Linked DNA regions of Homo sapiens: region 2 is linked to region 1. Evidence: read pairs that join two places in POLR2A ChIA-PET (ENCODE). Cell type or tissue: OCI-LY7. All regions are shown on one strand. Each heading gives the region's core, and the rest is flanking DNA. Links, peaks and the distances in the headings are about the cores only. Region 1 overlaps DLST (dihydrolipoamide S-succinyltransferase). Region 2 overlaps YLPM1 (YLP motif containing 1).

Evidence for each region. Peaks named below come from ENCODE experiments on the same cell type or tissue, not always from the same donor. Only the 100,000 strongest peaks of a DNase experiment are listed, where the experiment ranks them.
Region 2: POLR2A ChIA-PET joins it to region 1 with 6 read pairs; 2 of 35 experiments call an interaction of 5 or more read pairs at or near these places.

The regions. Positions count from the first base shown.
Region 1 is chr14:74,902,632-74,908,005 of GRCh38, reverse strand. It overlaps DLST (dihydrolipoamide S-succinyltransferase), which reads right to left. Exons shown (of 15, transcript NM_001933.5): 15 at 4,263-5,374. RPS6KL1 (ribosomal protein S6 kinase like 1) reads left to right here. Exons shown (of 12, transcript NM_031464.5): 11 at 476-571; 12 at 882-4,055. The coding sequence ends at 992. Among named protein-coding and RNA genes, the nearest start is that of RPS6KL1, 18 kb to the left of the region's middle. In OCI-LY7, for the core only: CTCF peaks have their summits at 818, 1,941 and 2,143 (motif pointing right); a DNase peak (open chromatin) is centred at 2,165; H3K27ac peaks cover 980 bases.
Region 2 is chr14:74,794,030-74,799,403 of GRCh38, reverse strand. It overlaps YLPM1 (YLP motif containing 1), which reads right to left. Exons shown (of 21, transcript NM_019589.3): 5 at 1-1,824. Among named protein-coding and RNA genes, the nearest start is that of YLPM1, 33 kb to the right of the region's middle. In OCI-LY7, for the core only: CTCF peaks have their summits at 1,508 and 1,707 (motif pointing left); no DNase peak of the experiment used is centred there.

The DNA.
Region 1 (5,374 bases), core at 223-5,222:
AGACAGACCCTCTGCTCCTCAAAGCTGTGCCTTTCTGGGGTGTGGAGAGGTCCTATTTTCTTTTATTGCCACGCCGCTGCCTTGGCCCCGATGGTAGCATGCCATGGCCTGCTGCCAAATGAACAGCCCGTGTGGATTTTTAAAATAAGGAGACAAGTTCCATCACTATTCCCAAGAGTGCCTGCCCTGATTGCAACCCAAGATAGTTGCTTCTAGCAAGCTTGGAGCCAAGAGACCTAGGTTCAAACCCTGAACTCAGCACAAGTCCCTTTACCTCTCTGGGCCTGTTTCTTGCCTTTCGTGGATAACATAAAGGCACTGCTTAGCCATCAGGCACTGTGTCTGGCTGTAGCAACTATCATTATTGTCATCCTCCTCATGGGCTGTGACATGGGGAAAAAAAATCCTGGCTGCCACTGGAGTGTAGACGGTCCTGGGGTTGCCTCCTCAGAGGCCCTTCCCTGTGTCCTCCCAGGCACTGTCCCAGAGCCACCCTTCAGGAATCCAGGCCCACACCCAGCTCCAGCTGCCCGAGTGGCTCAGTCGCCCAGCGGCCTCTCTGCTGACTGAGGTGAGGTGTAGCCCGGCCAGAGGAAGCAGCTGCCTAGCCTGAGGAAGGTGCTGGGAGGGGCACAGAACTGTGTCTGAACCACGTGTGCTTCGTGCTCAGTGTCTGATGTGGGTGCAGAGGGCAGTAGGGGCAACACATTTCTATATGTTGGTGGCCAACCACCACCAATGTTCCCAGGGTAAAATGGGGGTTCTGTGGGCCAGGCTGCCAGGGAGCAGGCCCCCTAGAGGCCATAGTGGTTGGAGTCCCTGGAGGTCACCCCATGCCTCCACAGCTGGAGTGGCCCAGCTGACTGGGCCTCTCTCTGCAGCTGCTGCAGTTCGAGCCTACCCGGCGCCTGGGCATGGGAGAAGGTGGTGTCAGCAAACTCAAGTCCCATCCCTTTTTCAGTACCATCCAATGGAGCAAGCTGGTGGGGTAAGAGGGCAGAGCGGGTGACGGAAGCAGCTGGCCTGGTCTGGATCGCCTCTCCTCCTTGCCTGACACCCAACCCAGGGCTGGCCCTCTATCAGCGGGCTTTGGGCGAGGAATGGAGGGCACTGTCTGTCCTGCTGGGCTCCCACTGGGGCCTCAGAATTATGGCCACCACCCAGGAAGGGCCAGCTCCTGGAAAAGCTGGAGGTGGGGGCAGTCAAGGCTTGCCCTGCTAAGCAGCTTGAACCATCTACCCATCAGTCAACAGACCCGTTGAGCATGTGGACTCACCATGTTAAAGGTTGCCTTCTGTGGCACTGGCGCTGAGCTGTTGACCACCTGCTGCACCCTACTGTGAGGTTCTGTGACTCACTCACTGCCATGTTGTGCCCCACTCAGGACATCTCTGGAGACTCATCTCAGGACACTGATCCACTGGCTCAGTGGACCCAAACCAGACTGTCCTGGCTAGTCCTCTTAGTCACACAGCGAGTAGGCCTCTTCCACCAGAAGCTGTTCGTGCAGCTGGGGAGGCCCAGAAGCAGGGATGCCATCTGTTGTGCAGGGAGGGATGAGGTAGGGGACAGGATGACCCCCACCCCCACCCCCCCACCCCCGATTCCTGACCATGCCCCCTATCTTGTGATTTCAGACTTGGGAGAGCAAAAGGGAGGGGAAGAAAATAAGAGTAATGGGGGGAGGAAGGAATGCATGGGTCTGCCCCTTAGAGCAAGTCTGAAACCAGAATCAAGAGTCCTCCTCCCCAGTGGGCCTGTGTGGGGGAAGAGGGGCAGCCTGCCCCAGGGGTGCAAGAGGACAGCAATTCAGCTTCCAGGCCAAAGCAGTTTAGACAAGGTGTGCCCATCAGGACTCCCTCTCAGGCCCTGGCTGTTTACCATGTCACTGCCTACTGTGACTTCATGCCCTTTTGGGATAAGAAACCACAAAACGCATGGAACAACTATCCATGGCTCTTAGCCAGAAATGTCTTGCCTCTGGTCTCTGAAAAGCTGGGGTGAGTGGTTACCTCAAAGACAATTGCCTCCAGTTTGGGGGCTCCTCTCAGGGTTCACCCTGTCACCGGGGCGTGGGACCGACCTGGGAAATTTCCACTAGAGTTTTGCCCTCAGCTCCTCCCTGCCAGCATCCCAGTCACCACCAGGTGGCGCTTCTGACACGGTCCACGTGCCTGGCTCTGAAGGCCCAACTGTCAGACCAGACCCCTCACTCATGGTGGGGAGACTTGACTTCCTCGGGCTCTTCAGGAGACTGAGACAGAGAAGACAAGTGAAAGCGCAGCCTGTACATGACTCTCTGTGGTCCACGTCCTGCCTCTCCCTGGGGTTTACACGGCCCCAATAAAGCCTGCTCTGGCCTACGGTGTTCTCGCTTCTTCCATGCAATGACCACGGCTCATTGGGGCAGGTTGGAAGGCTCCCCTGTAGAAGCTCCAGAGTGAAGTCAAGAGCGAGCTTGGGGCTGCCAGGAAGTAGGACGCAGGGCTGGTGGTGAGCAGCATGCCATGTGGGCCTCAGGGGAAGGGGTGGGGTCGGGGAGGACCAGGTTCTGTGGGGAAGAGGATGAAGAAGCCTTGGAAGAGGCTCATGGTGCCTGGGGGAATACCAGTTTCATCCTCACAGTGACCCCTTGCAACAGACGGTAGCTCCTGAGAAAACTGAAGCTCAAAAAGGTTAAGGACACAACCTAGCCAGAGTTGCAAGTTAGTGTTCCTTCTGCTACTCTCCCTAAGTCAGGCTGGACCACTTCCAACCACCGCTTCATGAAGCACAAGTCCCTTCTGGAACTTCTGTGCTTCATCCACCCAAAGCTACACATCTGACACTTTGTTGGGCCCTGAGTTTAGAATACTGTGGGTCCCAGCTCTTACAGTCGACCTCCTTTCGATAAAATGGGGTAAATAATGCCTATTTTGCAGGTTTACCAGATAGATAAATTAAAGCTTCTAACACCAAATCCTGTTCTTCCTTTCATTCAACCTAATTTGTTTTTCTATCTACTAGAGCTCTAGTTCTACTCTCTGGGACCCACTTCCCTCCTGTGACAGACCTTCACAGAGGGATGGCCTCACTGCAAGAGCTCAGCAGACAGGGACTCTGGAAAAGACAAGGCTGTGTTTAAGCCTGGACTCCATCACACCTGCCACCTGCAGTCTAGGTTAGCTACCCACCCTGTACACTCACGCTCACTGACCACTGCTCCTAGGTCATCAACCCTCACCTGTTCATGTGTATTGACCTTGAGCATCTTGGTCCACAAGGCTATCAAATCCAAATGAAATGAGATGCCCCCACTCCTCCCAAATCCATCACTGAAATAATGTAAGCCCACACAAAAAATGCAAGTCTACTGGTGTTTTGAAAGGGCTTCACAAAGATGGTGACCCCAAATTCTCTATTCTAGAGTATGGCTTGACAGGCTCAAGGAAGGTGGGGCACTAAGAGACTATGATGCTTTATGGAAACAAAACAAAAAACATCCTAAGCCCCCCAACCATCTGTATGGACCCCTCGTCTCAGTCAAGGGTATTCCAAAGTTAACCTGAAACGCTAGTTCGGGCCATGGTGGGAAGAGGGAGCCAGCCATTCCTCATTATACTCCCCTCCCTTTTGGAATTACTGTTAAAACAGGCTCCTTAAGTCTGATGAGAAGCATTTACAATCTATTTTCTCTGAAGCCTGCTGGCTGGAGGCTTCATCTGCATAAAACCTTGGTCTCCACAACCCCTTACTGTAACCCAGACATTCCTTTCTATTGATTCCAGGTCTTTAGATAATAACTCTTTCAACCAATTGCCAATCAGAAAATCTTTGATTCTGCCTATGACAACATCCCCAGGTCTTGAGCTGTCCTGCCTCTCCAGACCAAACCACTGTACATCTTACATGTACTGACTGGTATCTTATGTCTCCCTAAAATGTATTAAATGTATAAAACTAAGTTGTAGCCAGACGACCCTGGACACATGTTCTCAGGATCTCCTAAGAGTTGTATCACAGGCCATCAGTCACTCACACTTGGCTCAGAATAAATCTCTTCAAATATTTTTACAGAGGTTGACTCTTTTTGGCAACACTTTCCCGGCTGGCAGTCAGGGTTCTACCTTCTGTCAAATTATGAGTGTTAAGTTCCACATAAGGGATTTCTGATTTCACAAAATAAGCAACAGGACCTTGAGTGGCTTTCAATAATTTCAGTGCAACAGTGCTGGGGACTTGTACCACCTCAGTAGCCAAAAGGAACAGATACAGGAACCCTGTTTGAGAATATCTGCCCTTTAATTTGCATTTAAAATCAGTTTCTTTAAATACTTTAGTTACAAGTTCTGAATAGTGAAGACAGAGTAGTAGATGCTGCAGGCACTCAGTATTGGCTCCCACCCCTTCCCCCCTCCCCCACCCCCAGGCCTCACTTCTTGGCTTAAGATACAAAAGGGCACTCTCTACTGGCCCTGGTGTCAAACGTCAGCAGCCTCAGGCCTGGATGCAGTTGGATACAAAGCCATGAATCCCAGTGGCTCCAAGGAATTCCAATGATTGTGCCCAGATCCACGGGCAACACACCTTAGAAATGACCTCATCCGTTTCACCACTAGGTACTAACACCCTCAGGGTGGTTTCCTACCCCAGTCCACGTCCTCCAGATCTGTGTCCTGCAGAGGAAGAGACAAGGCCCCGCTATAACGCAGGAAGGAACAAAAACTGCCTCCTCAGCCCAGGTGCTTACAGCAACTTAACTGAAAAGCTCAAGGCAATGTGAGTCAGTCTAGAGGAGACCTCCCTTCCCTAGTCTCTACCAGGCTCTGGCCCTTCCTCGGGACCACGCTTGGTCCCACTGCCATGATGTGCTAGAATCTGCTCTAAGAACAAGGTGCTAGAATGAGGCCCAGCAACCAGCAAAGGGGTTGGAAAGGGTTGCTACAGCCCCAGCTGTGTGAGATTGTGCCAAGACGAGTCTTCTTGGTGTCAGCCTATGATGGAGAGCGTGAGGGCAGGCCTGGGCTCTCCTTCTATGATGATTACAATGCATGACCTCAGGGGACCTCTGCCCTCTCCTCCCACTCACACACCCAGATCCCCTGGCCTGTGCTTCCTGGAAGAGGTAGAAGAGGCATCTTGAAGTCAATGACAACGGAGAATGAAGGTGCCATTGAAGAAGCAAAGCAGCACCTCTTTGCCTGTGTTCAATCCCTCCACACAAGTGGAATCAAGGGAGAATGTGCACAGCCAGGACAGAGGCTGCTCTGAGCTTGGGAGGCACAGCATCCTCCTAGAAGTCTCTGCAGAACAAACTTTCAAAAGATAGGAACTTAATCACATGGTCCCCAGGGGTTTCTCTATAGTATACCAGCACTAGGGAAAAGCAAAATCA
Region 2 (5,374 bases), core at 151-5,150, 110 kb after region 1:
CCCCTATCACGGAAATCTCGATCATACCCATGCTCTCGATTTCTTTCTTCTCTCCATCTATCATCCCGATATCTATCCAAAGGTGGAAGAGGTGGGAGGGGCGGTAAAGGTGGAAGAGATGGAATATCCCGTTCACGAAACTGTGATTCTTGTTCATCCAGTGGTCTCCCATAATCTCTGTCCCACTCATTATCCAAACTTCTATCATACATATCCATAGGTCTTGAAATCCGATCCACATCCCTGTCCATGTCCCTTTCCATTTCCCTATTGTAGTCCTCATCCATATCCTGGTCTCTCTCCCAATCATCCCACCAAGGGCCTCGCCTATCTCCATCATGAGACCGAGATGGTGGTGCTGAGAACCTGTCCTCTCTGTTATAGAGCTCTAGTGTATCATCTTGATAGTCACGTTCACATTCTCTCCAGTATCTCTCTCTATCCCAGTCATCGAGTCTTTCTCGTTCCATTGGAGCATTTCTACCATCTAATGGAAACTCTTCATGCCCTCGCTCTTCTCCATGGTTCCATGGAGCCCTAGGAGGCTCATCCCGGTGATATGGATACATTTTTTCCCCACCATCTCCTGGTTCTGGTCTGAATGGACCTCTATCACGACCAAAATCTGATCTTCCCAGTCCCCTTTCTCGACTGCCAGGCCCTCGAGGTGGTCCTCTCTCCCTGCTCCCAGCTCTTCGGGGTGGTATTCTCTCTCTACTCCCAGCCCTTCGAAGAGGTCCCCTCTCCTGACTGCCAGCCCTCCGAGGTGGTCCCCTTTCTCGGCTGCCAGCTGCACCCCTGTCCTGGCTCCCTTGAAGACCACCTGGCACTTTCTCCCGACTGCTTCCAGGCCTCACCAACCCTCTGTCCCGGCTACCTTCTCCTCTGTTCATCTTCTCTCGACTATCTTCTCTTCTACCCATCATCTTATCCCGAAAGTCTTCTTGCTTGACCAATCCTGGGCCTCGACTGATTGCCTGGCCGCGACCTCTGTTTACTAGACCTTTATCCCGTGTGTCTTCCATTCTGCTTTGCCCAGGACCTCTGTAAGATGAGCTGTTGCCTCTATTGCCTTCTAATCTATTATCTCTATTATCTGGCCGAGGCAGGCCTTTATCTTGGTTGTTTTCTGAATGGGGTAGACCAATACCCACAGGTTTAAAATCATTATCTGCTGTTAATGATGATGTTGCTACTGCTGTTCCTCCCTCCATCCCCCCTGTTTTTGAAGGAAAAGTAGATTGAGCAGGTACAGGCTTATTCGCAAGGGGTACAGGCTGAGTAACAGCTTGGGCTTTGTCGATTTGAGTCTCCATACTTTGAACATTCTGGTCCCAATTAGAGGGCTCTACGGGCCCTTCCGAGACTTCACTTTTAGGTGGCTCTTGTTGAGAGTCGCTTAGATTCTCATTTGACTGAGCCGCCTTGACATCCTTTACATCTGCAGCAATGGAAAATGCAGCTGATTGCATTTTAAAATTCTTCTGCTGGTTACTACTGGTGTCTGCTAATGGTTCTTTGTTTCCTGAAAGAGGTTCTGCTTGTGACTTAGGTTGCTGCTGATGCTGCTGTCCAAAAGCTGGTTTGGGGCCTTTCCACTGTGGTCCACTCTGTCGAGGACTTAGGGATGTACTGGGGGTAATATAAAATTGAGATGCTGGCCCCCGGGGAATCATTCCCCACTTGCTTTTAGTGCCCTCTGCTGGGTGACCTTCATATCTGGGTCTTGGCCCATCGGGGCGATTTCCTTCAAAACGAGGCCCTTTGGGTCTCGGTCCTTCACACCTTGACCCTAAATCCTCAAATCTTCGAGGACCATCAAATCTACAAGTAAAACAAAAGATATTACTCAAGACAGTAAAGCAGAAAAAAAAAATTCTCCATGTAAGAATATTTAAGGCACTCTTGCCTTAGAATTTGTTTACAACAATGACTCTTTTCAGTCATTAAATTAATCCTGAGTCACCAATATCTTAGAACCAGTATGTTAAGGTGGCAGTGCTCAGAAGGTCTTAGGACAGGCTTTGGAAATCATGTCAGTATTATCTAACTTACTTCAACACATCTCCTGCCGCAAGTCACTGATATACTGAACGGTTAAAAAGCAATTACAGGCCTGGCGCAGTGGCTCACACTTGTAATCACAGCACTTTGGGAGGCAGAGATGGGCAGATCACCTGAGATCAAGAGTTCAAGACCAGCCTGGCCAACATGGTGAAACCCTATCTCTACTAAAAAAAAAAAAAAAAAAAAAATACAAAAATTTAGCCAGGTGTGGTGGCAGGTGCCTGCAAATCCCAGCTGCTTGGGAGGCTGAGGCAGGAGAATCACTTGAACCTGGGAGGCAGAGGTTGCAGTGAGCTGAGATCACGCTATTGCACTCTAGACTGGGTGACAAGAGTGAGACTCCGTCTCAAAAAAAAAAAAAAAAAAAAGCAATTATAAATACTGTGCCTTAGGAGACAGAAAAGGCTGCTCATTTTAAAGAGAAAAAAATTAACAAATTCCATAACTAACTCTGAGCACTTCTGGAATTAAATTGTAACTAAAAACTAAATATGAAAAGACTAACAAGAAAATATAGGATGATTATAAATATTGTTAGAGCTAGCACTAACATTTTGATTGACAAAAGTTAAAAAAAAAAAAAAAAGAAACAGTAGCCCTATCTTAAGAGTAGGTTCTGACATTTTAAAAAGTCTGCACAGTTATTTTTGCTATAAACCCACTTGCTCATCCAGTAAAAAGAAAGTACACATCCTTTATCTGTCAGGCATTACATTACATCCAAGAGATACAAGAATAAAATGTCATATGTGCCCTCAAAGAGTTTACAACAAAATATAAAGATAATCTAAGTGTAAATAAGTACCAAGAGATGTAATGTCTCAAGTCTATGTGTACACAATAAGGAAAACAGAATTGGAGAGGCTTATGTTGAGTTTTAAAAGACAACTTCTCTGAAATCAAGCTGACAGAATGAGTTGGAGATGAGGAAAGTATGTGGCAAGGGCACCTCAAGCTAAGGAAGCAAGAGGAAAGGCGGAGAAACGTGTATCAGCAGAGCATGTTTGGAAGTGCAAATAGTTTAGCATGGCTAATGCAAAGGGGAAACAGAGTCAAGAGAGCTGATAAAGAGGGAAATGTGGAAAAGCAGCACACTAAAAAATAAGGTAAAGAAGTAAGCGAGGATCACTCTCCAGAAGATTGTGTATGCCTCATGTGGCAGAGACTACTGGTGGTCTTCCAATACCCATTCCCCACTTATCTACAATAACAGGCCTCCTGTAGCTAGACACAAGGCCCCCCAGACAAGACTCTCTTTCTCAATATCTCTTGCAGCTAGAACTGGCAGCCAAGTTCTGGCCAAGGAGCTGAGAGTGAAAATGATTTGCACATCTTCTGGGTTGTCCCCTTAAAGGAAAGGGCACATCCTCCTCTTCTCCATTTCCTTTTTCATGCTGGTTCTGACATGGTGGTGAAATATCCAAGACCAGGTAAATCAGAAGGAACTGGATTCCTGAACCATCACCTAAGTCCTAAGAGAGAATAAACTTCTAACTTGTTAAAGCCATCTGACTTGGATCTCGATTATAACAGATAAATTAATTCAGCTGGTTAAGGAGTTTGGTGTTACCTTATAAGCACTTAGAGCCACTAAATATAGTCTGATTTTTAAAAGATTGCTTTAGCAGAAAAATAGTGGACAGAGACAAAAAGTTTAAAGATCATCTTTACAATTTGGGTAAGTGAAGGTGATGCCTAGTCTAAGGCAGTGACTGATATGAGAATGTAGAGGAGGGGATAAAAGTGAGAGATGTAAAATAAGGTAGAATTGATAGGATTTTGTCACCAGTAGAAATAAAATGATAGTTGTAAGGGAAGAATTTAAGATGATTCCAAGGTTTCTGGCTTAGGTGACTGAGTAGTAGACAGTGATGCCTTTCATGACTTTTAATGAGTGCTAGGAGGCTTTTTCTTTCATTTCTTTGGGAAATCAATGAAGACTAATAAATTCAGTGTTGGCAAAATATTTATTTCCTATCCCTGTGACTTTAGGCTTTGTTGTTCTAAAAGTCTAGTTTCAAAGAGACGAACACATCCACTAGGGGACACAACAAATGATTCCACTAACCTGAAGTTGAGACCCCAACTTTACTCTGAAGTTCCAAATCAAGAGGCAATGGAGAGGGTTACTGTATTCACTGGGGATAACTGACCCTAACTTTCAAGAGGAATTTGAGTGACTATTGCACAATACAGGTGAAGTGAAGTGTGTCTGAAATGCAAGAGATCCTCTAGGACATCTCTTAGTATTTCCCATGTCCTGAGATTCAAGTCCACGGAAAATTGCAAAGGGTTTTGTAGAACTGCAAACAGCAGAAGTAATTCAGAAAGAACTGCTAATAGCCCATATCTTTCAAGAATGAAAGCCTGGGTCACCCCATGAGGCAAGGAATCCGAACTGGCTGAAGTACTTACTTAGAGCAAAGGGAATATGGAATGAGTAGTGGAAGAACATATATACCAGCTATGACCACATGACCATTGCAGAAATATGGACTACAATAGTTACAAATATTTCTTCCTTAATTTGATATATTTGTGTTTAAATATGTGTGTGTGTGTGTGTGTGTGTATTAACCAAATATTTTTTGGTTCATTAGTTTTCTTCCTTATTATCTAACATGTGTTAATAAGAGTTAACCTTATATTTCAGTATTTAAGTTACAGAACATGAAAGAGGGAGTGTGAATCAGGTGGAGAAGGATGAACTAATATTATCTTAAAGACAAAAAAAAAAGACTTTGTGTGCTTTTCTGGGGAAAGAGAATGTTTTTGGTTGTCCAGCAATAAATGTCTCATGTTAGGTGTGAAAATCTCCCTGTGACCCAACCTAATCAGAAACATATGGGAAAGACTGCCAGGCACGGTGGCTCACGCCTGTAATCCCAGCACTTTGGGACGCGGAGGCGAGTGGATCACTTGAGGTCAGGAGTTAGAGACCAGCCTGGCCAACATGGTGAAACCCTGTCTCTACTAATAGAAAACTTAAGCTGGGCATGGTGGCGTGTGCCTATAATCCCAGCTACTCGGAAGGCAGAGGTAGGAGAATCACTTGAACCCAAGAGGTGGAGAATGCAGTGAGCCTGAGGTGGTGCCACTGCACTCCAGCCTGGGTGACAAAGTGAGACTTTGTCTCAAAAAAAAAAGAGAGAGAAAGGGAATTTTGGGAAATGGAGTTTAGCTCAGCCAAGTTGACCTTTTACAAACCCATTGCAAGGAACTCAAAAATACACAAACCCATAATAAACAGAGAGAGGAGGTAATCAGAAGATGAAAATCTTGTTTGTACATTCTGAAAGACAAAGAA